Linked DNA regions of Homo sapiens: all the other regions are linked to region 1. The links are chromatin loops, found by intact Hi-C in ENCODE. Cell type or tissue: heart right ventricle. All regions are shown on one strand.

What was found. Hi-C counts contacts between places; a loop is a spot of excess contacts. Peaks named below come from ENCODE experiments on the same cell type or tissue, not always from the same donor. Only the 100,000 strongest peaks of a DNase experiment are listed, where the experiment ranks them.
Region 2: a loop joins it to region 1, with 18 times the contacts of the local background. A loop is called at or near these places in 87 of 110 quality-filtered maps.
Region 3: a loop joins it to region 1, with 6 times the contacts of the local background. A loop is called at or near these places in 33 of 110 quality-filtered maps.
Region 4: it touches region 1 in a loop (2.7-fold over the local background); 10 of 110 quality-filtered maps call a loop at or near these places.
Region 5: it touches region 1 in a loop (3-fold over the local background); 68 of 110 quality-filtered maps call a loop at or near these places.
Region 6: it touches region 1 in a loop (2.4-fold over the local background); 11 of 110 quality-filtered maps call a loop at or near these places.

What each region holds. Positions count from the first base shown.
Region 1 is chr5:157,716,908-157,720,907 of GRCh38, reverse strand. No RefSeq gene overlaps it. Among named protein-coding and RNA genes, the nearest start is that of THG1L, 13 kb to the left of the region's middle. In heart right ventricle, a CTCF peak has its summit at 2,229; a DNase peak (open chromatin) is centred at 2,157; H3K27ac peaks cover 589 bases.
Region 2 is chr5:157,429,628-157,433,627 of GRCh38, reverse strand. All of the region lies in intron 1 of NIPAL4-DT (NIPAL4 divergent transcript), which reads left to right. Among named protein-coding and RNA genes, the nearest start is that of NIPAL4-DT, 28 kb to the left of the region's middle. In heart right ventricle, CTCF peaks have their summits at 1,426 and 1,630 (motif pointing left); no DNase peak of the experiment used is centred here.
Region 3 is chr5:157,666,991-157,670,990 of GRCh38, reverse strand. It overlaps a transcript of SOX30 not described here and a transcript of C5orf52 not described here. Among named protein-coding and RNA genes, the nearest start is that of C5orf52, 2.5 kb to the left of the region's middle. In heart right ventricle, a CTCF peak has its summit at 1,898 (motif pointing left); a DNase peak (open chromatin) is centred at 1,861; H3K4me3 peaks cover 527 bases.
Region 4 is chr5:157,493,489-157,497,488 of GRCh38, reverse strand. It overlaps ADAM19 (ADAM metallopeptidase domain 19), which reads left to right. Exons shown (of 23, transcript NM_033274.5): 14 at 400-595; 15 at 2,694-2,802. Among named protein-coding and RNA genes, the nearest start is that of NIPAL4, 35 kb to the right of the region's middle. RefSeq lists an enhancer at 493-994. In heart right ventricle, no CTCF peak of the experiment used is centred here; no DNase peak of the experiment used is centred here.
Region 5 is chr5:157,330,072-157,334,071 of GRCh38, reverse strand. CYFIP2 (cytoplasmic FMR1 interacting protein 2) reads right to left here. Exons shown (of 31, transcript NM_001037333.3): 20 at 3,222-3,330; 21 at 626-745. Among named protein-coding and RNA genes, the nearest start is that of FNDC9, 14 kb to the left of the region's middle. In heart right ventricle, no CTCF peak of the experiment used is centred here; no DNase peak of the experiment used is centred here.
Region 6 is chr5:157,502,617-157,506,616 of GRCh38, reverse strand. ADAM19 (ADAM metallopeptidase domain 19) reads left to right here. Exons shown (of 23, transcript NM_033274.5): 11 at 809-948; 12 at 3,637-3,814. Among named protein-coding and RNA genes, the nearest start is that of NIPAL4, 44 kb to the right of the region's middle. RefSeq lists enhancers at 3,395-3,454, 3,905-3,964. In heart right ventricle, no CTCF peak of the experiment used is centred here; no DNase peak of the experiment used is centred here.

The sequences.
Region 1 (4,000 bases):
TTTCCATTGCTGTAGTATTTTGCTTAATTATTATCTTTATAGCAGGGATAATAGTTGACAAAAAGGAAGCATGAAAGTTTTACCATCACTGAGTCTGCTAGGCCTTTTTTGGGGTTTAGTAATGCAGTTTTAAATGAAACATGCTGCTTTTGGATTAACACCGCTAGTAAAGTAGAGGAAAATCTACAGGTACTTAAAAATCAAATCAGCTGGGCATGGCAGCTCATGCCTGTAATCCCAGCACTTTGGGAGGCTGAGGCAGGCAGATGACCTGAGGTCAGGAGTTCGAGACCAGCCTGGCCAACATGGTGAATTCCTGTTTCTACTAAAAGTACAAAAAATTAGCCGGGCATGGTGGCACGCACCTGTAATCCCAGCTACTCAGGAGGCTGAGGCAGGAGAATTGTTTGAACTCGGGAGGCGTAGATTGCAGTGAGCCGAGATCACACCATTGCACTCCAGCCTGGGCAACAACAGCAAAACTCCATCTCAGAAAAAAAAAAAATCAAATCATAATTATTGACAGGCTCAGGAAAAATGACAGCTTCAGCTCTGAGTGGCTACAATCCCTTTTTAATAAATTCCAGTCTTCTTTATGGAATTGGTTAACCCCTTTTTTAAGCACTCTCTTGCTTATATGTCTTGTATTGATATTTGGAGCCTATATACTCAATACTATAACTCAAATTGTTTCTTCTCACCTAGAAGCAATCAAACTCCAAACGGTGCTGTAAACTGAAACACACATGGAGATGCCATTCTTCTGAGGACCCTTAGATCCACCCCAGGAGGAGCCCTAGCTGCTGTTCCCCCATGTGACTCCCCTTTTCAGCAGAAAGTAGCCAGAAAGAACCATAACCCAAAACCCTCTAACAGCAGTTAGTGTGGCATCTCCATAGCGGGGAATGTTGTAGGAAGAGAGGTCCTTGGGAAGTTTTCTTTTTTTCTTTTTTTTTTGAGACAGAGTCTCACTCTGTTGCCCAGGCTGGAGTGCAGTGGCGCAATCTCGGCTCACTGCAAGCTCCGCCTCTCAGGTTCACCCCATTCTCCTGGCCCAGCCTCCTGAGTAGCTGGGACTACGGGTGCCCACCACCACACCCGGCTAATTTTTTTTTTTTTTTTTTGTATTTTTAGTAAAGACGGGGTTTCACTGTGTTAGCCAGGATGGTCTCTATCTCCTGACCTCGTGATCCTCCCGCCTCGGCTTCCCAAAGTGCTGGGATTACAGGCGTGAGCCACCGTGCCTGGCCAAGGGAAGCTTTTGTTTTTTAAAGCATCTCTGGAAAAGTTTCTCTTAAATCCCTGGCTCTTAGCAGCAGCCCACCAACCTTTGATATGCAAATACTGACCATTAGAAAGTGGGCCCACCCAAACATGGAGATTCCTGTGGCCTTCCTGCCCTTTCCCCACATGTTCCTGGCAACATGGCCACCTCCAAATATCCCCAGGAGTGTAGAACATCATGGCGCCCTACATTTGCATATTAAAAGGCTAGGGTGGGAGGGTCAGCTTTTTTACAGGCTACGTGAATGTCATGCCTAGTCAAACCAATCCCTTGAGCCCTGTGCAAATCAAACACCACCTCCAGCCTCTGCATATATACCTGGCTGGTGTCCCTGCCAGGTGGGGACCTCCTCTTTCAGCTTTGGAGCCCCCATCCCTGTGTCTCTGTATGGGGGAGCTTCTTTCTTCTGTCTTCTCCCTTCCTTCTTACCTATTAAACTCTCCGCTCCTTAAAAGCAAAAAAAAAAAAAAGAAAGAAAGAAAAAACAGGGTTTCCCCATGTTAACCAGGCCGGTCTCCAACTTGTGGGCTCAAGCTATCCGCATGCCAAAGCGCTGGGATTACAGGTGTGAGCCACTATGCCCGGCCCTGAATTCATGATTTTTAAAAATGTATTTTCCAGGCCCAGTGCGGCGGCTCATGCCTGTAACCTCAGCACTTTGGGAGGCCAAGGCGGGCAGATTGCTTGAGGCCAGGAAATTGAGACCATCCTGGCCAATGTGGTGAAACTCTGAGCTAAAAATACAAAAATTAGCCTGGCATAGTGGGGCATGCTTGTAAATCCCAGCTGCTCGGGAGACTGAGGCATGAGAATCGGTTGAACCAGGGAGGAGGAGCTTGCAGTGAGTTGAGATCTCACCACTGCACTCCAGCCTGGGCGACAGATCCAGATAATGTCTCAAAAAAATAAAGTGTATTTCCCAGCTCTGTCCATTGGGTGGAGATAAAATGACACTCCAGAAGCAGTAAGCATCCAGATCTTAACTTCAAATTACCATTCCCCATGAAAATGAAAATAAACTCCTTGAAGAAATGGCTGGCTCCACATTGTGGCAGAGGAAATTCTAGGCGAGCCTGGGACACTGTGTTGTCCCAGAAAGGAAGGAAATGCTCAGACTAATGAGTGTATCTCAAAAAAGATGAGCCAGCTTAAAGGGGTTCCCACTGGCCAAATATGCGATAATTTGGGCATTGATAAAAATAATAACTATAATTGATTGCAATTGTATTGCAATTGTATTGATAGTGCCTGTAATCTTAGCTACTTGGGAGGCTGAGGCAGGATAATCGTTTGAACCCAGGAGGCAGAGGTTGCAGTGAGCCAAGATAGCACCATTGCACTCCAGCCTGGGTGACAAGAGCAAAACTCCATCTTAAAAAAACAAAACAAAACAAAAACACACACGCCAAAAGAACATAATCAGACATATTCAGGATGCAGGGTATTATGTAAGATCACTGACTTGGCTTCTTCAAAAGTAAATTTTATCAAGAAGAACAATATCTTTGAACATGTGTCCTAGGAGAAAAAAGGAAAATGAAAAAGGAGGAGAAACAGGGAAGAAAGAAAAGGTAAGTGGAGGGCTGGGCATGGTGGCTCACGCCTGTAATCCTAGCACTTCGGGAGGCCAAGGCGGGTGGATCACTTGAGGCCAGGAGTTGGAAACAAGCCTGGCCTTGATGGGGAAACCCTGTCTCCACTGAAAATATAAAAATTAGCCAGCTTGGTGGCTCATATCTGTAATCCCAGCTATTCAGGAGGCTGAGGGAGGAGAATTGCTTGAACCTGGGAGGCAGAGTTTGCAGCAAGCCAAGATTGTGCCACTGCACTCCAGCCTGGCCAACAGAGCAACACTGTCTCAAAAAAAAAAAAAAAAAAAAAAAAATAGAAAAGGTAAGTGGGGACTGTTCCAGAATAAGAGATTTAAGAGACATAACAACCAAATACAATGCAAAACTCTTGACTGGATACTGGCCTAAAAACCATTAAAAACAGCTCTAAATTCACTGGGGAAATCTGCAATTACAAACAACCCTAGGTTTTAGTGGTTTGTAAAACAAAAGTTTATTTCCTGTTCAAGTCACTTGTACTGCCAGTTGACTATGGTTATATTCCTGATAGCTGTTTTGATCCCTGTGTCTTACCCCAAAACCCAGGAAATGATTAGAAAAGCTTCTACACCGCACAATGTGCATCTTGCTGCTCACAATATGTTTGCTGAAGCAATATGGCCAAGCGCTAAGATTATAGGGGAAGAGTGTGTCATCTTCCCATAGAGAAGAGGAAAGTGAATACTTTTGAGTAATAATATAATCTATTGCCACTCTTTATTAGTGGATACTAGGGAATTTTAAATTTTACAGGTATGATAATGTAGTGTGTAAAAGACTAATCTTAGGAGACACACTAAGAAGTATTTAGGGATGAGATAGTAACAGTAAAAAAGTAGATTGGTAGTAAAAGCAAAAGTGGCAAACTGTTAACAACTATTGAATCTAGTGGTGGTTTTATGGGTATCCATTATATATTTTTTTAACTTTTCTACATGTTCTGGGTGGAATTGTGACTCTCCTAAAATATGTTGAAGTCCTAACCCATATATCTGTGGATGTAACTTTATGTGGAAGTAGGGTCTTTGCCCTATTGGCTACTGTAAGCAATTAAAATGGGGTCATTAGGATGTGCCTTTAGCCCACTATGACTGGTTTTCTTATA
Region 2 (4,000 bases), 290 kb after region 1:
TTGTTGGTAGAGTGTCCTATATGTCTATTAGGTCTAGCTGATTTATTGTGTTGTTCAAGTCCTCTATTTCCTTCTGTCTGGTCGTTCTGTCCATTATTGAGAATGAGATATTGAAGTTTCTATCATTGTGGAAATATGTATTTCTCCATACAGTTCAGCCACCTTTTGCTTCATATGTTTTGATTAGCTGTTATTAGGTATGTAAATGTTTATTATGTTATGTCTTCTTACTGTATTGAATCTTTTATTAATATATAACACCTTTCTTTCTTTGTCTCTTATGATTCTTCCAATTTAAAGTTTGTTTTATCTGATGGTATTACCATCCCTGCCCTTCTTGGTTGCTATGTGCATGAAATATCTTTTCACTTTCAACCTATTTATGTCTTTGGATTCTAAAGTGAGTTTCTTATAGACAGCATATGGTTAGATCATTTTTAAAAATCTATTCTGCCAAACTGTCTTTTGAGTGAAATGTTTAATCCATTTAAATTTAAAGTAATTACTGATGAGGGATTTTTGTCATTTGCTGTTTGTTTTTTATATGCCTTATAACTTCTTTTGTCTTTTTCTGCATTGACTCTTATATTTAATTTTTTAAATAGTGAGATATTTCAATTTCCTTACCTCCTTTTGTGTAAATTCCATAACTATTTTCTCTGCAGTTACTGTGAATATTACACTGAACATTCTAAAGTTTAACACTATAATTTGAATTTATGTCAGCTTTAATAACTTCAATAACATACAAGTTCTGTTCATTTACAGCTGCATCCCCACTGCTTTCAGCTATTGAAGTTAAAAAAAAATGCATCTTTGTACATTGTGTCCAAAAATGTAAACTAATAATTGTTTTAAAAATGCATTAGTCTCTTAAATTATGTAGAAAACAAAATGTAGCATTACAAACTTACATTGCAATAACACAGTTGACTATTGAAAATGTGGGGGTTAGAGGTGCTGACATCTGTGGAGTCAAAAATCTCCATATAAGTTTGACTTCCCAAAAAACTTAGCTATTAGTACCTTACTGTTGATCAGAAACATTACTGGTACCATAAACTGTTAACACATACTTTGTATATGTATTATATACTATATTCTTAAAGTAAGCTAAAAAATACAGAAGAGAAAATACATTTACTGTTTGTTAAGTGGAAATGGATCATCATAATGGTCTTCATTCTTGTCAACTTTATTTTGAGTAGGTTGAGGAGAAAGAAGAAGAGGACAGATTAGTCTTGCTGTCTCAGGGATGGCAGAGGCAGAAAGGTGGAGGAGGTGGAAGGGGAGGTAGGAGACACATGCACACTTGGTGTAACTTTACAAAAATACATTGTAGTTTCTGACTTTTTTTTTTTTGCTTTTGCATTTCTCTAAAAATGTTTCTATATGGTACCAATCCTCCTTCCACCATTTGCTTTAGTTTCAGTGACTGTATCATAGAAGGGTCCCGTGTCATAAAAGAAGTCAAAAAGCAGTCTTGAATAATCAAAACCCTTCTTCCAGATGGTCTAATGTCAATTTCTTTTCTGACGCAGCTACTGTTGTGTCTTCTTCCTCATTGCCTGGCCCTGGTTCTGAAGCACTCATCTCCCAGTCATCTTCTGTTAATTGCTCTGGGGTGACATCTACTGGTGCTTAAATTTTGTGTAATATTCACAATCTCTTTCATGATTTCCTTGATTGGCTCTGTTGTAAATCCTGTGAAGTCATGCACAACATTTGGACATGGTTTTCTCCAGTAGGAATTTATTATTTGGGGCTTGATGGCTTTAACAGATTTTTCTGTAACACCAGTGGCATCATGAATGGTGTAATCCTTCGACTTTCTTGATGTTCTCTCTAGCAGGGTTCTCTCTGGTAGTTCAACAATCTTTTCCATAGAGTACCATGTGTAATGAGCATTAAAGGTCCTTATGACCCTCTGATCTAGAGAGACTGGATTAGAGATGTTGTGTCTGGGGAGAAGTAGACCAACTTTTCAGTGTTGAACTTAGGGGTTTTGGGTGCCGGGGGCATTGTCCAATATCAAAAGAGTTTGAAAGGGGCTGGGCATGGTGGCTCATGCCTGTAATCCCAGCACTTAGGGAGGCTGAGGTGGGAGGATAGCTTGAGCCGAGGAGCTTGATACCTGCCTGGGCAACATAGCAAGACCCTGTACTCCACAAAAAGGGGAAAAAAGATTTTTAAAAAGTAGTTTAAAAGGCAGTCCTTTACTGGCAAGGTACTTCCTAAATTCAGGGACAAAGCATTGATGGAACCAGTCTAGAAAAAGTATTTGTATTGTCTAGGCCTTCTTGTTATACAACTAAAAGAATGGCAGCTGGTGTTTTCTTTTTTTTGTTTTGTTTTTTGTTTTGTTGTTGTTGTTGTTGCTCCTGTTAAGCCTCAGGGATTAGCAGCTTTATAGAAAAGGGAATTCCTGATCATAAACCTGACTGTGTTTGCACAAAACAGTAGAGTTGGCTTATCATTTCCTGCCTTAAATCCTGCTTCTCTTCATTACTAATAAATGTCCTCTGTGGCTTTTTTTTTTTTTTTTTCCGGAATAGAGCACTTTTGTATGCTTTAAAAACCTGTTCAGACACTATCACTTCTTCCCAGGTTGGTTTTGTTCCTGCTTTTTTCTTTTCTTTTCGACGGAGGCTCGCTCTTTTGCCCAGGCTGGAGTGAAGTAGTGTGATCTCGGCCCACTGCAACCTCTGCCCCCTGGGTTCAAGCGATTCTCCTGCCTCAGACTTCCGAGTAGCTGGCATTCCTGGTGCCCACCACCAAGCCCAGCTAATTTTTGTATTTTTAGTAGAGACAGCATTTCACCATGTTGGCCAGGCTGGTCTCAAGCTCCTGACCTCAGGTGATCCACCTGCCTTGACCTCCCAAAGTGCTGGGATTACAGGCTTAAATCACCACACCCATCCTCCCCAGGGATTTTCTTAATGGCACCTGGGAACCTGTCTGCTGCCTCTTGGTTGGCAGAAGCTGCTGCTTCTGTTACCTTGACAATTAAGCCAAACCTCTTCCTAAAATTATCAAACCATCCTTTGCTGGTGTTAAACACTCTAGCATTAGATCCTTTGCCTTCCTTTTGCTTTAAGTTGTCATGTAATGACTTCATTTTTTTCTCAAATCATATTAGAGTCTATATGTATGCCTTTCTTTTTTTTATTATACTTTAAGTTCTACTGTACATGTGTACAATGTGCAGGTTTGTTACATATGTATACATGTGCCATGTTGGTGTGCTGCACCCATTCACTCATCATTTACATTAGGTATTTCTCCTAATGCTATCCCTCCCCCTACCCCCACCAACACGACAGGCCCTGGTGCGTGATGTTCCCCACCCTGTGTCCAAGTGTTCTCATTGTATAATTCTCACCTATGAGTGAGAACATGCGGTATTTGGTTTTCTGCCCTTGCGATAGTTTGCTCAGAATGATGGTTTCCAGCTTCATCCATGTCCCTACAAAGGACATGATCTCATCCTTTTTCATGGCTGCATAGTATTCCATGGTGTATATGGGCCACATTTTCTTAATCCAGTCTATCATTGATGGACATTTGGGTTGGTTCCAAGTCATTGCTGTTGTGAATAGTGCCACAATAAACATACGTGTGCATGTGTCTTCATAGTGGCATGATTTATAATCCTTTGGGTATATACCCAGTAATAGGATGGCTGGGTCAGATAGTATTTCTAGTTCTAGATCCTTGAGGAATCGCCACACTGTCTTCCACAGTGGTTGAACTAACAGTGTAAAAGTGTTCGTTCAACCCACCAACAGTGTAAAAGTGTTCCTATTTCTTCACATCCTCTCCAGCACCTGTTATTTCCTGACTTTTTAATGATCACCATTCTAACTGGTGTGAGATGGTATCTCATTGTGGCTTTGATTTGCATTTCTCTGATGGCCAGTGATGATGAGCATTTTTTCATGTGTCTGTTGGCTGCATAAATGTCTTCTTTTGAGAAGTGTCTGTTCATATCCTTTGCCCA
Region 3 (4,000 bases), 50 kb after region 1:
CCCGGGAAACCTACCTGGCCCACCCCTATAAGTGGTGCCTCGCTCTCGTTAACTCTTAGACTTTGTTCCACGTTTATAACCTAATATTTCGGTAACGCCCCGCGGTTTTTGTTTACTTTTCCCACACATAATGGACCAGAAAGACTTGCTTCCGGACTTTGCTTTATGACTCTGAACAAGTCATTTTTCCCACTGGGTCTCACTTCCCTCTTGTGTAAAATGGAAATATTAACTCTAGATGCCGGTCTGGTTAGGTTTGAAGATCGAACCAGATGAGGGAAGCCAAAGACTTCATAGGCTGTAAAGTGGTGAAACTGAACTGCTAACGAGTTGCTATTTTTTTCTCCCCTCCCTCTCCCTCAAGCTAAAAGTTCTTCAGATTTCTTGTGATTTCTTCAGGCGGTCTTGGGACTCCCTAGCCTCCGACCTGGAATAGATCTCTCTTCACACTTCACTTCCACAGAGCCCTTCATTTTAACTTCCCTATCCAAAGCAAGAAAAATAGTTATCATTTTTAGAGGGCTTACTCTGTGCCAAGCCCTGATAAAACTCTTTACCTGGATTATCTCATTAAATTTCACAACATCCTTTTAAGGTAGCCACTGTTATCCTCTTTTTAAGCTCTGTCTGCCTGTAATTGCCTATTTAATGTCTGTTTCCCCCACTAGACTTTGAGCTCTGAAAAAAGGGGCCATGACTGTCTTGTACATTTCAGTATCTCCAACACCTAATACAGTGCCTGATAAATATTTCTTAACTAGCATGAAAATGACTGACCCTCCTCCTATCACTACCCTTACCCTCAAGAGCATTGTCTCTCCTGCAGACTTTTAGTTGCTGTGATGAACAGCACATTCCTTTATTCCCATTACTCACTGGTTTGAGGGGCCATCAGTTCACTTCTCTCTGGATTATCTGATGATGAGGATCCAGAACATCCCTTAGCATTTAGGCTTCCACCTGGGTTCAGGAGGCTTTTTCCTTGCCCTTCATATAGTCTCTAGAACAAGGCAGCCCTAGCTGCCCTTCCTGGGGTGAGCCTGATGCATTTGAGTCTAGGGCGTTGGCAGGTAGAATTTACCTATACAATCTTTGGCTCTTCTCTTTAGTAGCCTCAGAACCACCCCCATCCCCACTCAGCCTGTTCCTGGAATTCTACAGAAAAATGGCCAGGCTGGGTGCCGTGGCTCATGCCTGTAATCCCTGCACTTTGTGAGGCTAAGGCGGGCGGATCACTTGAGGTCAGGAGTTTTCGAGACCAACCTGGTCAGCATAATGAAACCCCGTTTATACTAAAAATAAAAAAATTAGTCAGGCGTGGTAGCGCCCACCGGTAATGCCAGCCACTAGGGAGGCTGAGGCACGAGAATCAGTCGAACCCGGGAGGCGGAGGTTGCAGTGAGCCAAGATTGTGCCACTGCACTTCCAGCCTGGGCGACAGAGAAATACTTTGTCTCAGATAAATAAATAAATAAATAAATAAATAAATAAATAAATAAATAAAATTGATGGGCGCGGTGGCTCACACCTATAATCCCAACTCTTTGGGAGATCGGGGAGAGCAGATCACTAGAGGTCAGGAGTTTAAGACCAGCCTGGCCAAAATGGTGAAACCCCATCTCTACAAAAATTAGCCGAGTGTGGTGGTGCCTGCCTACAATCCCAGCTACTCAGGAGGCAGAGGCAGGAGAATCACTTGAATCCAGGAGGCAGAGGTTGCAGTGAGCCGAGATAGTGCCACTGCACTCTAGCCTGGACTACAGAGTAAGACTCTGTCTCAAAAAATTAAATGACTTTGCTTCCCTCCCCAATCCCAGCACCCAGGCATTGTGCCTTGCAGCAGATCCTAGCTGAGCATTTAAGCACAAGCCTCTGCTGACCCCTTTTGGTCTCTGTGGGATCTGCCCTAGTCTAGCAGCCAGGGCCCCAGGTGCACATTTGGCACCTTTTGGCCTTGTGACCTCACCTGTCAAAATGCTTTCCCACCATTTATCTCATGGGGTCCTCTCTACAATCCTGGGAAGTGAGGAAAGCCGGGATTCCCATTCTCACTTTACAAATGAGCAGCAGGATCCTGGGATCCAGTACCAAATCTACCACTAATTCCTTACCTGACCTTGGCAAGTCACCTTCCTACTCCCAGGCTCAGTCACCCATCGATGAAATAGGAGGGGCGATCTGCACAAGACAGCTATATGGTTTCTTCCACCTCCCCAACCTCTCAGAGTGGAGAGGTAACTTGCCCAAGATCAGAGTGAACCAGAGCTGAAGCACTCCCAGTCTGCAGGTCCCCATCACTGATCAGGAAAAGCCAGAGGTGTCACAGCAAAGAAGAAAACCCATTCTTCCACCTTTATGTTCTGATTGTGTGTTCAAGGGCCACATAGATAGGTGAGTGGATGGATGGATGGATGGATGGACGGATGGATGAGTGGTTGGATGGATGAGTGGATGGATGGATGAGTGGATGGATGGATGGATTGGTGAGTGAATGGATGAATGGATGGATGGATGAGACAGATATGTCAGAACTTTGGGATCACTCTTAGCAGCAACTTCAGCAGCTACCTACCTCCCCCTGCTCCCTGACAAGTTACCCCTCTGATTCCAGCTGGCTAACCCTTTGGCAGGATCCTCTGGACCCACCAAATTCTGAATCCTTCACATTCTGAAATCACTGCCCCTGCCTGACAGCCTGGAGCTAGGACCTGCAGTGTGGGGAATAAGTCTTCATCCCAGGCTTCCTTCTTGACATGTTATCAACCACTGTCCTCAACAGCTACAGCCGTAGGAGAAGAGTCAGTGGCCAGGGACCATAAACGAAGGCTCCAAACATGGGCATCCCTCACAGAGCAGTTCCTTTGGCCAATAATGGCTGAAATAAACTCTGTGCTCATAATGAAGCTGAGAATCACTGGGGCGGCAGCCTGGCATGGGAAGAGCACGCCCTGTGCATCGTATGGCCTGGTTCACATCTGACATTAAGTTCCTCCACCTCTCTGTGCCTTGGTTTTCTTGCCTGTAAGATAGGCGTGATGCCTGACAAGTGTTGTTGTGGGGAATGAATGAGGTAAGATATAAAATGCCTTGCAGGTCATAGGTGCTCAGTAAACAGAAGTTCCCTTCTTTTTGTTCCAGGTCATGGAGAAATGTTGTAGAGGGAAGGAACAAAGTCTACTGTGCATCCAGCAAGGTTTGTATGTGTGTGTGTGTGTGTGTGTGTGTGTATGTATGTATGTATGTATGTATTCTGAGATGGAGTCTCGCTCTGTCGCCCAGGCTGGAGGGCAGTGGCATGATATCAGGTCACTGCAGCCTCTGCGACCTGGGTTCAAGTGGTTCTCCTGCCTCAGCCTCCAGAGTAAAGTAGCTGGGATTACAGGGGCCTGCCACCACATCCGGCTAATTTTTGTATTTTTAGAAGAGACAGGGTTTCACCATGTTGGCCAGGCTGTTCTCAAATTCCTGACCGCAGGTGATTCCGTCCGCCTTGGCCTCCCAAAGTGCTGGGATTACAGGCATGAACCACCATACCCAGCCTCAAGGTTTTTAAACTGGTTTTTCCAAGTACTCCAAAGCAGTACAATGCATTTGGTGGGGGAATGAAGGGAGGGGAAATGAAATGTATTTTCAACAAGAAATGAAGTTGTGTTCAAACATACTTAATCTCTTTAAGAGATAGTACTTTTCATCTGTCCACTGCCACCATCATAGAACTTCAGGCACAATGAATACTCCACAGAGATTTTCCAGTGACAAGCTGAGCTCATCTCTTTATTTCATAGGAGTCTGGGGCAGCAGTCAGGACTCCTACGTCCCATCCCTCCACTTCTTGGGTGAGCCTCTCCCTCATCCACATCTCCCTAACCCAGCCTGACTCTCCCTAATGGCCTATCCATCCCAGAGTGGGTGACAAGTTCTTCAGATACCTAGTGGAAGAGACACCTGGGTTGGAGTCCAGCTTTGATGTTAAAGAGTTGACCTTGGCCAGGCATGGTGG
Region 4 (4,000 bases), 220 kb after region 1:
TCTGCAGAAGGGATAATTATATCACACAGGACTGTCATGAAAACTAAGTGAAGTCATATTTGTACTGGACACTTAAGTGGGAGCTGCATAAAAGTAGCTGCTATTACTAAAGCATGTAGGAAACTGTAAATTGTTGTATAGGTATTATTTCTTGCCTCTTTCTTAAGACTTCTATGAAGAGAAAGTGAGTTAGCATTTGTGAAAACAGCTTGAAATTCTGTCAGTATTCACATGAGAAGGCTGAAGGTGGTTTGGGCTAATGAGGTCATGTAAAAAGTGCTGTGAAATCATGGTAATGGAAAATTCTGTTCTATGAGAGTGATCCTTATGAGCCCTTGGGCAACAGGGTTGAGGGTGGGGAGGAGATTGACTGTGTTTTCCTCTCATTCCTTGGCTCAGCTGTTGGCTCCTGGGACCCTGTGCCGCGAGCAGGCCAGGCAGTGTGACCTCCCGGAGTTCTGTACGGGCAAGTCTCCCCACTGCCCTACCAACTTCTACCAGATGGATGGTACCCCCTGTGAGGGCGGCCAGGCCTACTGCTACAACGGCATGTGCCTCACCTACCAGGAGCAGTGCCAGCAGCTGTGGGGACCCGGTAAGGCTCTCCTGGGGAGCACGGCTCTCCCCAGCCCACCACTTCCCAGCCAGCCTCCCCTGGCCCTCAGGGTAGTTTGGAATCTTGGCTTCAAATGGCACCTCTAGATACTACCTCTTTCATCCCCTTGACTCAGGGTAGATGTTCAGGGAGAACCAGAGGACAGTGTTCCTTCCCAGTCCCTTGATGCTTTTATTTCTCAGAGTGGACAATTGAATAAGAGTAATCCAAAAGAAAAATGAGCAGAGGATGGAGACAGAGAAGCAAATGCAAATGGCCCTTAAGCTATGAAAAGACGTTTAATCTCAGTCATATTAAGGGAAAGCAAAGTATAATTATGATGAGGTGAGATTTTTCATATATCAGATTGCAAAGACTGAAAGTTAAGATAATAATAATATAACAACAATAATAATGATATAGTGTTGTGGAGGGTGTGAAGAAACAGGTAGATATAACCACTATGGAAAGCAATTTGGAGATATACTTAGAAATGCAGCTAACACTTGCACATGTATGTGAGGATATATTTACTATGATGTTTACTGCACCATTGTTAGCCATAGCAACAACAACCTATGTGTCCTTCAGTAGGGACCAATTAAATTAATTCTGGTACATTCATATAATGCAATGCTTTATGGCTAAATAAGGAGGCAGCCCTATATTTACTGAATAAAATCATCTTCCACAAAAAATTAAGTGAAAAATGCAAGGTGTAGAACAGCAAATAAAATATGCTTTCAAGCCAGATTTGGTGGCTTGCACCTGTAATCCTAGCTACTCAGGTGGCTGATATGGTGGCTTGCACCTGTAATCCTAGCTACTCAGGAGGCTGAGGTGGGGGGATGGCTTGAGCCCAGGAGTTTGAGGCTGCAGTGAGCCACTCCACTCTAGGACTCCAGCCCAAGCGACAGAGGGATGTACCATCTCAAAAAAAAAAAAAAAAAAAAAAAAAAAGACTGGGCACAGTGGCTCACGCCTGTAATCCCAGTACTTTGGGAGGCCAAGGCAGGTGGATCACCTGAGGTCAGGAGTTCAAGACCAGCCTGGCCAACATGGTGAAACCCTGTAACTGCTAAAAATACAAAAATTAGCCAGGCGTGGTGGTGGACGCCTGTAATTCCAGCTACTCGAGAGGCTAAGACAGGAGAATCTCTTGAAACTGGGAGGCAGAGGTTGCAGTGAGCTGAGATTGTGCCACTGCATTCCAGCCTGGGTGACAGAGCAAGACTCTGTCTCAAAAAAAATAAAAAAAGAATATGCTTCCATTCTTTATTAGATAGATTATCTCTAGAAGATACACACAGAATTATACCTAGGAGATACAGAAATTAGAGATTTAAGTATCTTTAGAAAATATACTGTTAATAAGTGCTATTCCTCCAGGATGTAGAGAAGTAGGAACTGGATGACTACAAGAAAAATTTTCCAAGACATACTTATATCTTTAAAATATTATGCATGTATGACCTATTTTTTAAAATCTTGAATCGGAACATGGCTTCTTCATTAGAGAGCAGGCTTAGCATGCAACCCTCCCCACACACAAATATAAATCCTCAATAAGGTAGGAAGAATTTACATAAAACAGGCCAGGTGTGGTGGCTCACGCCTGTAATCCCAGCACTTTGGGAGGCCGAGGCGGGGGGATCATGAGGTCAGGACTTCAAGACCAGCCTGGCCAAGATGGTGAAACCCCATTTCTACAAAAAAAATAAATAAATAAATACAAAAATTAGCCAGTCATGGTGGTGGGTGCTTGTCATCCCAGCTACTCGGGAGGCTGAGGTAGAGAATTGCTTGAACCCAAGAGGCGGAGGATGCAATGAGCCGTGATTGTGCCACTGTATTACAGCTTGGGTGACAGAGCGAGAATCCATCTGAAAGAAAAAAAAAAGGATTTATATAAAACATTATTCTCTGAGTAGATCTTGTTGAGAATATGGGGATGGAGTAACCTGGAGGGAACAGGAAGAAGAGGCTGAGTATTCCCTCCCAGAAAATATTCTTACCTTCATGACTTTACCAAAGATACCTTTGCCCTTGGGGGCTTCTGACAGATGAGTATACTGATAGATGTTGCTTGCCCACCCAGGAGCCCGACCTGCCCCTGACCTCTGCTTCGAGAAGGTGAATGTGGCAGGAGACACCTTTGGAAACTGTGGAAAGGACATGAATGGTGAACACAGGAAGTGCAACATGAGGTGATGACCAAAGGGCAGGCCTCATGAAATGAGGATGAACAAGCAGTTTCTGCTCTGTCCTCACTGTTGCCCAACTCAGCAGTGTGACTGGCCCCAGAGCTGCACCTTTACGTCAATCAGTTGAAGTCAGTCATCTATTCTCGGCCCCCTGTTTGACAATGCACTTTTCAGCTCTGAGGAAGTCAGAGGAGGGTGTGGGTGGCAGTGCTTCCTAGAAAGCTGATCGGGCTTCCTTTGGGGACCATCTTACAGTAGGGCAGGGAATCAGCCCTTTTGGGTCATTTCTGCCAAATTCTAATCATGCCCTAATTTGAATAGCTCCTCATTCATTAATTCACTCATTCATTCATTTATTCATCATTCATTCCAACCAACCATCCACTCATCTGTCTACCCATCCATCCATCCATCCATCCATCCATCTATCCATCCATCTACCACCCACTCACCCACTGATCCATCCATCTATCCATCCTCCACCACCCACTCACCCACTCATCCATCCATCCATCCATCCATCTGTCCGTCCATCTATCCATCTACTATCTATTGAAGATTTACTGTCTATCTACTATCTATTGAAGATTTACCATGTGCAAGATATTGTGCTGAGTGCATGGAACTTCTAATTAACAATATAGTATGACAATGGCAATGTGGAGAGAGCCATCCAACCCATCTTAGTGTGTCAGAGTGGTTTCCCAAAGGAAGTTATACCTACACTGAGATCTGGAGCAGTTACCTCGGTGAACAGGGTGGAAGGTGGTGCTGGTGCATAGGAGAGTAATCCAGGAAGAGAGATGAATAGAGAAAAACTGGTGGTTGAAAGAACTGAGAACAGTTTGATACAGTTAAAGTATAATGTTGGGGTGCAAAGGAGAAGGTCTGCTGAGAAATTAGCCTGGATAGTTTAGCATGGACCAGATCATGAAAAGCCTCAAATGCATGGCTAGGGGAGTTTAGATTTTAGCTTGAGAGCAGTGTGAAAATTAGACTCCTATGAGGCAGACTGGAGGCAGGGAAATCAATCTTCTGCAGACCAGGTAAGGGGGGTGGGGCAGTGTGAATTAAGGTAGATAGATAATAAGATAGATAATTAAGGAGGGAAGATTGATAGGGTTTGAAAATGGCTTGAGCCCAGGAGTGAGGGAGAATGGGGAGTTGGAGATGACCCCAGATTTCTAGCTGGAACTCCTGG
Region 5 (4,000 bases), 390 kb after region 1:
GCTTTTGAAGGCACTGAAATCTTCCTTTGATTCACTGAAAGAACAACCAGTCAAGTTTACTCTAATTCTTGAAGAGAGAGAATTAGCAGAGAGTCGTTTTAATTGCTGTTTTCTGGGAGAAAGGAGTAGGCCTATTCCAGGCTTGTGCATCAGAACCAGTTACATAATCTGCAGGGTGCAATGTTTAATGAAAATGTGGGGCCCCCTTGTTTAAGAATTTCAAGATAGTGAAGCAGAATGGTAAACCAGCTGCAAAGCCCTTCTGGGCCTTATACTACTGCACACCTGTGAAGCCAACCCTCTTGTGCAATTTTCCCTAGCTTCTTAGGACCCCTCACCTACTTGCTCAGCCTGCAGGATCCTAAGGACATGCAGCTGTGTCTGAGGGTTGGCCATCTCTAGAAATCTCAAGGAGACCCCCTCCATGCTATCGTTCCCAAGGCAATCAGGAACGTAAGATTACTCTTATTCTGTGTAAGTTTTTCTTTCCCAGCTCCATTCAGATGGGAAAGAGACTCACTGCCCCTCTTTAACTGGCCCAGCACTAGACTAACTACAGTCCCCATCTAGGCTTCTAGTCTGAGAAATCACAGAGCAGAAATCCCACACGCTCCCAGACTCTTACCACAATGGAGGTCAGGTCCTCACTCTCAAAGCGGCTGATAGCTTGGTCCAAGGATTTATACATGGCGGCAGAGATGCGCTGGGTAATGAGTCTGTTCAAGTCAATTGATCTACCCAACAGCTGGATGAAGAGAGAGAGAGAAAAGTTACTTAAAATTCACACTGGCCAGGTGCAGTGGCTCATGCCTGTAATCCCAGCACTTTGGGGGACCAAGGTGGGAGTGAGACTGCCAGGTGGGAGGGGTTTCCTGGAGAAACTCCAACCAGCCTGTCCATTGAGGTGGAGCCTCGGGAAGTTTATGATGTTTGCAGCAGGGAGGAGCCTGGCCCCTCCTCTTCTTGTGTGGAACCTGGGATTCCAACGGCCTGGCGGGAAGCTCTCTAGCTGAGGGACTCTGGCCTTGTGAGAGTCCCTGTTTCCCTCCTTTTTTTCCCTTTTCACCCAATTAAACCCTGCTTTACCTACCCTTTAAACAGTCTGCAAGCCTAATTTTTCATGGTCATGGGACAGACAAGAACCCCATCTTTAGCTGAACTGAGAAAAAGTCCTGCAACAGGAGGATAGCTTGAACCCAGGAGTTTGACACCAGCATGGGCAACACAGTAAGAATCTGTCTCTACAAAAAATAAAAAAAATTAGCCAGGTGTGGTGGTGTACGCCTGTAGTCCTAGCTACTTGGGAGGCTGGAGGTGGGAAGATAGCTTGAGCCCAAGAGTTTGTGGCTGCAGTGAGCTATGACTGTGCCACTGCACTCCAGCCTGAGCGACAGAAAGAGACCCTGTCTCTTAAAAAATAAATAAAGATTCGCGCTGACACCTGACAACTACGTGCATGCACCGATAAGAAACTGGATTAAAATTACAAAGGACATAACTGGGACGAATGGGAACTGTATTTAGAAAGTAGTATTGTCAAATTTCCTGAGTATCATCATTCTATTCTGTTTTTATAAGACAACGTCCTTGTTCTTAGGAGATATAGGCTGAAGCATTCAGGGGTGAAATGTCATGATTTGGCAACTTAAACTCTCAAATAGTTAAGAACAAAAGTATGTATATTCATCCCCCACACACAAACATACGCACTGTATAAGTGCTAGAGAGAAAATACATACATGAGAGAAAGAATGTGAACTAAATATGGTAAAACATTAATAATTGCAAATCTGGCTAGGGGATAAATAAGTGTTTATCGTATTATTCTTTCAACTTCCCTGTAGGCTTGAAACACAGGAAGTTTAGGAAAAATACGATTCACTCAGGCTGTGGGAAGAGGTTCAGGGTAGGCTCTGGCTTCCCATAAGTGTTTCTGCTGACATCCCAAATTTAGCCCTGGGGTTCTTTCTGCCATCTTTCTTGCACTCAATTCAGTCACCAGGGCACAGCAGCTGCCTCAGCAAGGGCCCACATTGTGCCTTCATGAGGGAAAATTTAAAAGCAAGAGGATGAAGGTCTGATTACAGAATGGAAAATATAACTTAAGGTACTTTCCACTGGGGTACACGCGGGCATTACTGCAGCTGCTATGTAGATAGCAATGAACATTTGTTGAGTACCTGCTGTGTCCACAGCACTTTGCTAGGTGTCAAATGATTATTCTTAACTATTTTATTTTTCAACTTCTCTTTTGGCATCAATTTTCTACCAACTGACCAGGGCCCCTTATAGCCATCTTATGCACACATAAAGCCCTCAGTATTTAATATCCTGTGGCTAATTCTGGCTGCATTGTAACCGATAGCAGTAATCTTCTGAAAGGGTGAAAGAAAAGCTCTCATTGAGCCCCTGTTGTTGACAGAAGTACAAATTCTATTTTTCCCCCCTCTTAATGATTCTCCATCTCCCTTGGATTTCTCATAGTAATGGGAATGTCCAGGGTTTCTGAGATGAATTCTTTCCTTTTCACCTCTGGCATGATCTTAGCCTCAGCCTGGCCCTTTCACAAAGACCAGGACCACATAATAAGCACACAGACGTCACAGCATAAAGGCCATTTTGCCACCCGCTTGGCCAACAGCAGGGCTGTAGGAGGAGGGCTCGACATCTGCTGGGGCATCTCTTATGCTGTCTGTCTGCCTCACATTAATATTATTAAATGGGGATGTTTCTCAGTTCCCAGCAACATCTCCTCTACATATAGGGTCAAATGTTAATAGAAACCAACTCTGCACACAAAAAACCCAATTTCTACCGTGGATTTGCCCTGACATGCTTTCATTTCAAAGGCGCCACAGTCTTCCTCACTTAGACCGGCACTTGGGCCCTGTTCAGGGACAGATTTACCCATCTCTAAGTGGCAGTCCCAGCTGAAAAAAGTGGGCTGCAGGTTATGATGAGAAGACAAAGGCTTTGGTTGCCATAACTTGTCAGAGGTTGGCTATAGATGGGTGGAGAAGCCCAGAACTTGAGCCAAAGGAAGCCCAATGCCTCTTTATTGTTTATGAGATCCTGAGGCTGTGCTACACCCAGGCTCGGAAATCCACACTGGCAACATGCCGGGCAGACAATACCCAGGCCTGATTTCTGATCTCTATGCTAACTTCGCAGCTGCTCTCTCCTGCCCCTTCCATCTCCAAGGTGGCTTCTGCTCCCCATACCTGGACGTGTCTCTGCTTCAGCAGTGTTTCATAGCGATTGGACGGTGGATACGGAATGATGACGCCATAATTCTTACACTCAGCTCGAAAACGTTTATCCAACAGGACACTGCAAGGAATAAAAGTGAAACAAGGCCAGTAAACAGATTGTGAATGACTCTCAACTGCCCAGATACATCTATTTCAGATCATAGGATCTACCCACAGAGCACTATCTTATATAACTTAAGTAAAATTGTTTTCTGCTCTAGACAAGTTACGTCAAATTTCTTTTCAGTCACAGAAGCTCAATATGTGAAACAGAGTTTCTAAGTTAAAGATGGGCAACACAGAAGTTGAGCCACTTTCCTCTTTTATTCATTTACTGCAAAAGCAATTGAGTGCCTGCTTGGTGTATCCCAGGAAACATTCTGGGTACTGGGAATACAAAGTTCCTGTCCTCATGGAGTTTATATTCGAGTGAGGAAAGACTGATAATATAAACACAAACAGAGGAATGGAATAATTTCAGATAATAGGTAACAGTTGCATAGTGTTTATTATTTCCCAGGCACTTTAAACACAAACACACACACACACACACACACACACACACACACACACACACACATTTTAAATCTCACCACAACCCTATGAGCTGAGAGTGTTACTATCTTTCACACTGAGGCATGGATTGCAGAGGAGAAGTGCTTTGAAAATAAGAAAATGGGATCATTTGGAGTTAGGAAGTCCAAAGTCTCTCTAAAGAAGTTTTGCTAAACAGAGACCTGAATGATAAA
Region 6 (4,000 bases), 210 kb after region 1:
TGACTCTTCATTTCTAACCTGTGAAGTGCATATCAAGGAAGACTTGTCTTCATCTATTTGTCTGTCCCTCTATCCATTCTGTATTTATCGACAAAGTAGCATAATGGCCAAAACCACAGGCTCTAGGGTCTGAGCCTGTTGGGTTCAAAGAACAGCTGTGTGATTTTGGGTGAGTTAATGAGTGTTCTCAGCTGTAAAAAACGCATAGTTTTACAGTTGATAATCATAGGATAGGAATGGGAATTAAATGAAATAATGCAGGAAACACACTTCCATGTTTAGTAAATCTCTTTCTGCTGCTTCTTTCCTGCTGGGTTTTTTTCCTCTTGATTTCTTTAGCTTTTGCATCATCAGACAGTACACCAAGTGCTGTGCCTGGAGTGTATCTGTCTTGTGTGGTTTTCTCAGGAAACACTAAGCCAAGTACACCCTATGTTTGAATCAAGGTCGTGTTTTCTATGTTGATTTCCTTATGTCTGGAGAAATATATATGTTCAGAAGAAGAATGGGGAAAAATCTTCCTCTTTTATTTATTCTGAAAGCATTTATTGGTCTGGAAGTTCATCCATAGGTCAGTTGTGGTCTGCAACCTTTGAGAACTCAGGAAACATGGACTTTTAAACATTTGATTTCCTCCTAGTGACAGCAGATTCAGCCTTGCTGTCAGAGGCACATATGGAGAGTCTGTATGCTCAGTGACAGTGGAATTGGTGGAGACCTGCAAGACTTGGCTAAGGATAAGGCAGGGATGGGGGGCAGAGGCAGATCTGTCCCCTTGACCTTGACCTCAACTCTGTCTTCTGAGCAGGACCACTCCGAGAATGCCATTGGCGTGGCTGCCACCATGGCCCACGAGATGGGCCACAACTTTGGCATGACCCATGATTCTGCAGATTGCTGCTCGGCCAGTGCGGCTGATGGTGGGTGCATCATGGCAGCTGCCACTGGGTGAGTCAAACAGCAAGAGGGAGGATGGGGAGGAGGGCGGGCACACCTGGACAGTGTGACCCAGGGGTTCCTCCCAGCTGGCCCCACTGAGACTCCCTTAAACTTCTGATGGGGCCAAAAAATGTAGTTTTTACAACAAAGAAATTGAGAGAAGACCAAGGCAAATGTGCAGCAAGAACTTAACTTTCCAGCAGGAGGTTTGGTGCTGGTGTAACCCTAGATTTATTTAATTTCTGTTTTAAGGTGTTGAGTTATAAAATTGGCTTGGCCATATGTGTCTTTTTTATTTCATGAATTTTTTATGAGGACACATTTTGATCATAGCCACAGCCCTTAATTCTTCTATCCCAAGAGAGTTGGATCAGTGCTGTTTCAATTCCAGGCTTCACTGAAAGCTCCGATGTAACAGAACAAGTTGAAGAAGAGGGCCATCCACACACCCCACAGTGACTTCTCAGGGAGTTTGCAGGCCACATTACCCATGAGGAACAGGGTGAGGCAGCTGCATCTCCCTGTGGTCATGAGGAAATTTTTTTTTTTTTTTTTTTTTGAGACAGAGTCTTGCTCTGTCGCCCAGGCTGGAGTGCAGTGGTGTGATCTCCGCTCACTGCAAGCTCTGCCTCCCAGGTTCACACCATTCTTCTGCCTTAGCCTCCCGAGTAGCTGGGAATACAGGCGCCTGCCACCATGCCCGGCTAATTTTTTGTATTTTTAGTAGAGACAGGGTTTCACCATGTTAGCCAGGATGGTCTCGATCTCCTGACCTCGTGATCCACCCGCCTCGGCCTCCCAAAGTGCTGGGATTACAGGTGTGAGCCACCGCGCTGGACATGAGGGATTTTTAAAACCAGAGTCTCTGAAGAGAATTAGGGAGTTTCTTCAAAGGACTTGTCTTCTAGCATCTGAACTCAGGCAGCACAAAGCATTGGGTTCTTCCAGGCTCTTTGGAAGGCATCACGTTGGGACCTTGTGTTCCTTCACCCCACACCATTAGGGCCTGTTTATGATTCTTAGAGAATGGTGTTTCAATGTCTCCAAGAAACAGTGCAGCTTTCTTAGAGCTCTGGTGTCAATTTTTTAAAATTATTTCTCAGCTGTGACATGGAAAGGATGATGTTGGCTGGGTGCGGTGGCTCACGACTGTAATTCCAGCACTTTGTGAGGCTGAGGTGGGCAGTTCACCTGAGGTCAGGAGTTCGAGACCAGCCTGGCCAACATGGTGAAACCCCGTCTCTGCTAAAAATACAAAAATTAGCTGGGCGTGGTGGTGCACGCCTGTGGTCCCAGCTACTAGGGAGGCTGAGGCGGGAAAATCACTTGAACTCGAGAGGCAAAGGTTGCAGTGAGCCAAGATTGTGCCACTGCACTCCAGCCTTCAGCCTGGGCAACGGAGCAAGACTCCGTCTCAAAACCACAACAACAAAAAAAGAATGAGGCAGGATACAGCTTCACAGTCATGCCTGGATCCCTATAAGCTCATGGTTAAGCTCACCCCTTTCTCTCTCAATCTAAAAAGCGTATCTGAAGACAAATGATTGAGAGTTATATTGATTACTACTCTCTTTCATTTTTAAATTATTCACAAATATGGATAGTTTAACAATTATTAGTAACAAATTCCTTGGAGCATACCTTCCCACTGAAGGAAAAGCTCCAGTTTCTTGGAGGGTTTAACCTTTAATTGGTTTAGAGAATTGGGAGCAGGATAACTCTCCTTTTGTAGACCCAGATGGCTGTACTATTTGTCCTTTTCACCAATGGTGGGACCCAGGACCTTCCATACTCCTGTGATAAAGAGCATGCGTTTATGAGTTGGCTGGTTGAGTTTGGAATGCCCTCTGCATCCTTAGAACAGCAATGAGATCACTGGCCCAAAATGAAATAAAACTTATGATCTTGGCCTTTTTTTGGCCTGGTCCTCTGTCACAAGAGAATATTCACCTGATATCAGCTTCAGGAAAAGTTTAGGTTGGCTGGTGTTTTCTTCAGTGCTAAGTCTCAGGAGACCTCTTGTAACACACTCACAACCCTTTACTTATCGCAGCCCCCTCATGCAATGGGCAGAAATTGCTACTCCTGATTCTCAAATGCTTTCTGCATGCCGACTAAGAAAAATAGAATGTTATGGGGTGGTTAATATCTCATCACTAAGGATGAAAGAATTCTTTTTTTTTTTTTTATACTTTAAGTTCTAGGATACATGTGCACAACGTGCAGGTTTGTTACATATGTATACATGTGCCATGTTGGTGTGCTGCACCCATTAACTCGTCATTTACATTAGGTATATCTCCTAATGCTATCCCTCCCCGCCTCTTGCTACCCTACAACAGGCCCCGGTGTGTTATGTTCCCCTTCCTGTGTCCAAGTGTTCTCATTGTTCAGTTCCCACCTATGAGTGAGAACATCCGGTGTTTGGTTTTCTGTCCTTGCAATAGTTTGCTGAGAATGATGGTTTCCAGCTTCATCCATGTCCCTACTAAGGACACGAACTCAAGGGATGAAAAAATTCTAAATTAATGTATTGGTAAATGTTCTAAGGGGCCAGAATGTATGTGTGTGAGACAATGGGGGTCTGAACCCAGGTGGAGTCAGCCCCACGGGTAGCAGGAGTGACAGCACGAGTGACACCTGCCTGACTGCTAGATGCTCAAACTCCCCACTAATTCCAGCCTTGTCCTCTGCCAGGCACCCCTTTCCCAAAGTGTTCAATGGATGCAACAGGAGGGAGCTGGACAGGTATCTGCAGTCAGGTGGTGGAATGTGTCTCTCCAACATGCCAGACACCAGGATGTTGTATGGAGGCCGGAGGTGTGGGAACGGGTATCTGGAAGATGGGGAAGAGTGTGACTGTGGAGAAGAAGAGGTGAGGGGTCACAATGGTGCTAGTGGGAGGGGAAGAATTTGCATTGGTTTCAAAACTCAAGGTCAAAGAGAACACAATTGAAAATTTCTTAGTCACAGGTGTTTCCTACATATAACTGTCCAATACCCCATGAAAAATCAGATATGAAGAAGCCTTCCAGTTGGAGTGTTTGTGCCGCCTCTGCTA